2 separate regions of the Mus musculus genome follow, and region 1 is linked to region 2. Evidence: chromatin loops called from intact Hi-C (ENCODE). Cell type or tissue: left cerebral cortex. All regions are shown on one strand. Each heading gives the region's core, and the rest is flanking DNA. Links, peaks and the distances in the headings are about the cores only. Region 1 has its middle 87 kb from the start of Bub3. Region 2 has its middle 2.5 kb from the start of Hmx3.

What was found. Peaks named below come from ENCODE experiments on the same cell type or tissue, not always from the same donor. Only the 100,000 strongest peaks of a DNase experiment are listed, where the experiment ranks them.
Region 1: a loop joins it to region 2, with 1.8 times the contacts of the local background. A loop is called at or near these places in 2 of 42 quality-filtered maps.

The regions. Positions count from the first base shown.
Region 1 is chr7:131,646,108-131,649,020 of GRCm38, forward strand. No RefSeq gene overlaps it. Among named protein-coding and RNA genes, the nearest start is that of Bub3, 87 kb to the left of the region's middle. In left cerebral cortex, for the core only: no CTCF peak of the experiment used is centred there; a DNase peak (open chromatin) is centred at 1,661.
Region 2 is chr7:131,538,999-131,541,911 of GRCm38, forward strand. It overlaps a transcript of Hmx3 not described here. Among named protein-coding and RNA genes, the nearest start is that of Hmx3, 2.5 kb to the right of the region's middle. In left cerebral cortex, for the core only: a CTCF peak has its summit at 1,144; DNase peaks (open chromatin) are centred at 1,160, 2,313 and 2,560.

The DNA of each region.
Region 1 (2,913 bases), core at 257-2,756, 110 kb after region 2:
TTGACCTTGGTTTATATTTGGGATCTAGAGATCTACTGGATTCCTGTGCATTGTGGTGGGATTGGGGTTATAGCCTGGTTTTGGGATTCACAGCAGCAGGCCATGTTGTCAGTTTCCATTGACTATTGGTTCCAGAGACCACTGAGTTTAGGACACCAAGCCAGTCACTGGACAGCTCTCCTTTGGGTTGATTGCCATCGCCTCATCCCTCCATGTCACATGCCACTGTCTCATCTGCAAGAGAGTGTGACTGAATGAGAGACTTTGAGGTCTCAAGAGTGAGTTGCCTCTTGTCACCCAGGTAGGCTTGAAATGCAGCTGGTGCCTGCTCTCAGAAGAGGGAAAGAACACAGGGAGCGAAGGCCATAGGAAGATGAGGCAGAGGGATTGGATAGTGTGGTGGTGTGGGTGGAGGGAAATGGAGTCCCCCCCCCCCTTCAGCCCCGAGAATATGAACACCCATTCCAGATATAGCTGTAGGCACTGCTATGACTTTTATCTGGATTCATGTCCTCAAAGACCCTGTGCCTTAGGTAGATAGCTAGTTCTCACATTTTCTCATGGAGAAACGGCAGTATGTAGCAGTGAAAACACCTGCCCTGGGTCACACTGTTAAGGACTGACTTTCCCAACTCTCTGACTGGTGCTATCCCTGCTATAACCACCGCCACATGGCTTTGCTGCCTCCATGCTTCCTCCACCGCACAGACACCCATCCAGCCTTTGCAGCTGTACAAGACTATCCTCTGAGCCGAAGGACCGCCGCCTTCCTGAGCTCAGCTGTACCTGCTTGAAAATGGTCACCTCAGCTGGATCTGTTGACTGTTGACATTATTACCTCATGGAAGGGGAGGTAGGGAGGATCTCGGGACTTTCCCTTGGTATTCAGATGTCCCATATCATTTATATAAGCCTTCCCTAATAGCATTTGGCTTCAGGTAACTATGATTATGAAGGTTGAAACTAATGATTCTCAACCTGTGGGTCAAGACCCCTTTAGGAGGTGCCTATCAAGTATCCTGCATATCAGATACTTACATTGCAATTCATAATGGTAGCAAAATTACAGTTATAAAGTAGCAACAAAAATAATTTTATGGCATGGCAGGGGGTCACCCACAACATGAGGAACTGTATTAAAGGGTCACCGCATTAAGAAGATTGGGAACCATTAGTAGACTTCAGTCCCTAGACCTTAAATACGTCTATGCCTTACATATATCTTTTATACTCTTGTCTCTAGAGTATATAATTCAGGAAGACTAGGAGCAGGGCGTGACTATGGGAGAGCCATTCCTGCTGGGCAAAGACTTTCTAGGTGTGGCCTTTGGGGGAGCACCCACACCCCTGTAAGTAGCTCCTCATCTGTGTACTGTAAGAAAGTCCAATAAACTCACTGGTGTCACAGGGTGAACTCTGGTGGCACTGACTGGGGTAGAGTGTTGGGACCTGGGTGGAGGGGGCTAGAGATTGTTTTTGTCTTCCCAGGGAAGGAATTTTAACAGCATCAGTTCAAACACAGTCATGCCTCAGATGTAAAACAGAAATATACTCCACTTCACTGCTGTGACACAATTCCTGAGGGAAGCCACAAAAACAAGGATTTATTTTGGCTCAGTGTCTAAGGAAGAGTACAGTTCCCTGTGGGAAGGGGTGGTGGTAAGAGCAGGAGGCTGAGAGTCACGTGACACCTGCAGTCAGGAAACATGGAGAGAGATGACAGCTCACGTCCAGCTGGCTCTCTTTCTCCCTTCCCCCTTTTTATTTAGTTGGAGTCTGCATCCCAACACTGCATGACTTATCCGCAAACTTATTCAATGTCTTTTTGAATAGGAATTGAACTGGCTGGATTGAATGTATTTGTTAAATCTGGAAACCCAATGACTTTTTTTCCCCTCCACAAAAATGACAACTTGGGTACACAGACTATTGGCTTGGAGGAGTCTCCTGGGGGGGGGGGTTCACTGGAACCTGGGATCTGGCTGTTTTGTTCCTCTATTGTTGGGACCCTGAAAACATCTTCCACTGCCCCTGTCTATCCCTAGTTTCTCCTCTGTTCTGGTGTGCTTTCTGTCTCAGTCCTTCCTGGTCCCTTTTTAACCTCAGAGGTGAGTAAGCAGATATCTGGCCAGCCTGGCTTTTTGATGTTGCATAGACAAAATCACCCATTGGCTCTGTTGTGTCATTCCCTGTTCAGATTCTTGTTTGGGCTTCACGTAGTCTCAGTCCAAATGCCTCTGACCCACCCTTTCCGTCCCAATTCCCAGCCCTTGTAAGGAACAGACTTCTTGTAACACAGTCCGGTTCCCCCAGCTGGGTCCCCAAAGGGCATTTTTGAAGCCCTTTTAATTTCCAACCCATTAAAAAAATAAATCTTCTGAGGGCTCACTTCCTACACAGCAGCATGCTTTTCGGCTCGACAGCTGTCAAACTGAAAAACATTCCAGGAATTCTCCAAGTAATTTAAAAGTTGCTGGGACTGAAATGCGGGCAAGCCTGCTTGGTGGAGAGGGTGTCATTTGTACCTGGGCCATTCGATTCACTGAATTTTTTTTTCCTTAGGGAATTACTTTCATAAGGGGAATGAGAGAGAGAGTGCATTTTACTCAAGTCTGAAATTCAAGTTCCGATCTAGTTCGTGACTCTCCTAAGCGGTTCTTTGGTTCACTGGGCCTGGGGGACAGGCCATCTCTTAGTGATCACTTGTTCTTTGACCGTCAGTACTTTTTCTTGTGAGTAAAAGGTCCACTTGGGTGGCTATGTTCTGTGACATTGGCATATGTATATGTATGTATATATATGTGTACATATATATATATGCACACCCACACATGCGGACACACACATGTACACACATGCACATATACACATACACGCACTGATCCTTTTAGGATTTCAACCTTCTGCTCACAT
Region 2 (2,913 bases), core at 121-2,620:
TGTACACTACATCTGGGGAGGACTCATCCACTCTGGCTGCAGAAGGAAGCCCCCTGCCTTGGGTAAAGTCCTAGAGAACATGTGTACACTCCCCTTTCTTGGGGAACAATCTGCTTAGCAACTTGAGTGTGTGCAAATGCACATAAGACTTTTGCGCGTGGCAGGTGTAGGACACAATTCTAAGCATGCTTTTGCCGAGGCCCATTCTTTGGGTAGACGTTTGGTGTTGATCACTAGTATTCTCCAGGCCCCCTTTGCCCTCTTGGATACTTGTCCCAAGATACAGCAGTGTGAAGATCTGACTGTGCACAGCCTGCGTGCTGAAAATCTGTGAGGCACTCTTCAGCAGTCGTGTTCCTGGAAAAGCCTTTAGTTTTTTGTAAAAATATGTAATCAAAGACCTCAGATTATCTGAGTGTGGTTGCTCATACCTGTAGTTCCAGCATTGGGGAGGCTACATACTGACTTCTGGGTAAGCCTGGGCTACAGACCAAGATCCTATGCCAAAACCCCAAACAAGCTAGATTTTCATTAAACACTTCAAAAACTGTGTTAGCTGGAGTGTTTGGGAGGAAGTTGCCAGGGTGTCTGAAGTACTCTTGTCAAGCAGACCAATCCTTTGCAGTGTGAATTGTGACTCCACCCACCCACCCACCCATCCACCCACGCACCTATCTGTTCATCCATGTACTCGCCCACCCATCACCTAAGTCAAGAATTGAGGCATTAACACAAACCTTTACTGAAACGCCTACTCACTGGCCAAGTGTGCACTGAGTTCTCAAAAGATAAATAAGGCAACTCCTCGTCTCATACAGCAGCATCCTGAAGCTCCAGCAACTGCGGTCAGGCTCCACATGAAAAGAAAAGGCTGCAAGGAGAAAACTAAAACCTGCCTTAAAGGGAGACAGAAAGCCAGAAGAGTGAAAAGCAGGAGAGAACTCTTCCAAAGGTGGCTAGACCTGCGGGAATCTGCAGGAGACGTCCCTTGGTTTCTCTCATAACTCAGTTTTTTTGTTTTTTGTTTTTTTTAAGTGCTGTTTTCTAAGGGTGGTAGGGAATATTAGGGCCTAGGCTTTTAAATTCTTAGCATAGATTCTGTGTTTTCTTCAGGTACTTCTGTAGGCTCGAGGATGCCCCATAGAGGGCGCTGTTTGCCTGGCTTTTAAGGCAGCACGGTGCTGGCAAGTGGAGGGAACAAGACTTTCTGGAGAACAAGTAAATTGCTATCCAGGCACCCGAGCTTTTTCGAACCAGAAAGGAAAGCTCAAGTCAGTGCTTCCTGATGTTGACGTCCAGCTGGAGATGCTGACACCCAGTAAAGAGACCCTTTCCTCTAGTGAATACACACACACACACACACACACACACACACACACACATGCTCACATTAGGAAAGATACATGCTGGATCGGCCCAAGTAAGCTGCCTCTTAACTCTTCTTGGGTCCACACTTCTGGGTCTAGTCCTAGAACTGAGATCGGCCAGAAGCCGTGGACCGAATGTCTTTCACGCCTGTCTTCCTGGGACAGATATGTCTTTCAGGTCTACGGACTCATAGATGGGTTTGTTGCGGGTTTTGGTTTTGGTGTGTTTGTTTGTTTGTTTTTGTTTTGTTTTGAGACACAGTGATTGAACACACGGCCTCTCTGGGTAGGCAGAGAGTAAGGTAGCACTGACTCACAACGACCACCTTTCCGAGAAGTGGAAAGTGTTTCCTCTTTCCCTAATTTAAAAGAGTCCTTGTACATCAGAACTTTAGCAAGCGTGCACACGTCTGCAGCTTCTCCCTCACCAGACCCGCACATACCCTTGGGAGCCTCCTCAGCCTAGTGGGCCGCCAGGTTTGCTGTGCGCAAGCAGTGAGCTCCGAACCGATGTCGTCTATTCAAGAAGAACGATTTCTGCTTTGGGTGGGTGGGTGGGGGTGGCCGCTGCTTGTCCCACACTGTTTGGGCGTCTTAGGTACAGCCTCCTCTCTGGACACCTTTTCTCTATAAAATCTGAGCGTATTACCAACCCTGCTTGAGCCTCGGAGCTGTGATTGGCTCCAACTCGGATTTTAGATGATGCGCCCCTGTGCATTCCAGTAAAGCCTTATACGAAATCAAAGGAATAATAGTAACCATTTATAGAAGCGCTACTTACAAGGCAATAGTAGGGTTCGTTACCGAGGGTGGATGTCAAAACTTTAAATACGACCTTCAAGACTTGGTAGAGGCGGTTCTGGTGCCTTAGGTCTGAAAAATAAAATAAACCTACTTCTCATTTGGGGACCCAAAACTGTCCAGGCTGCGCTAGGTAAGCAAGAGGAGCTTGAATTAGGCAAGACTCAACCGAAAGATAAAGAACGGGCTGAGGCGGAGGAAGTTCAGGTGTGAAGGGATTTTCATCCAGGCTGAGAACAAATTGTCATCTTTCTCGGGCCAAGGAACTATCACCAGGGGAAAGGACCCCATGGAAATCTAGAATTGAACTGATTGTCTCTCCGGCTTCCTGCTTGACCCAGGGAGCTGTTAAGGTCGAATGAGTCCAGCTATTCCTCAGAGGCCCGCCGAGATTCTCCAGGGACTTGGAGGCCCTTGGGACATGCTGCAGGTGTCGTTGCCAGGGTCACAAACGAGAAAGGTACTCTTCTGCGCCTTCGGTTCTTGGCGCCTATATTAAAGCATTAGGCAGTTCCAAATGCCACCCTTTGGGGGGAAAGTGCTGTGTTCAGATCGCAGGCTTAAAGTTGATCTTTGAGCCGCGGACACAGTCACCAAGAAAAGAGCGGTGTCCTTCGGAGTACAGTTGTCAGTGAGGAAACACCGCTACCCCGACAGTTGCACAGGGGAAGCGCGTGCACAGAGTCGCATACCCAACTCCTACTCCTGAAAGATTCAGAATCACTCATCCATTTTCAGGACCAAA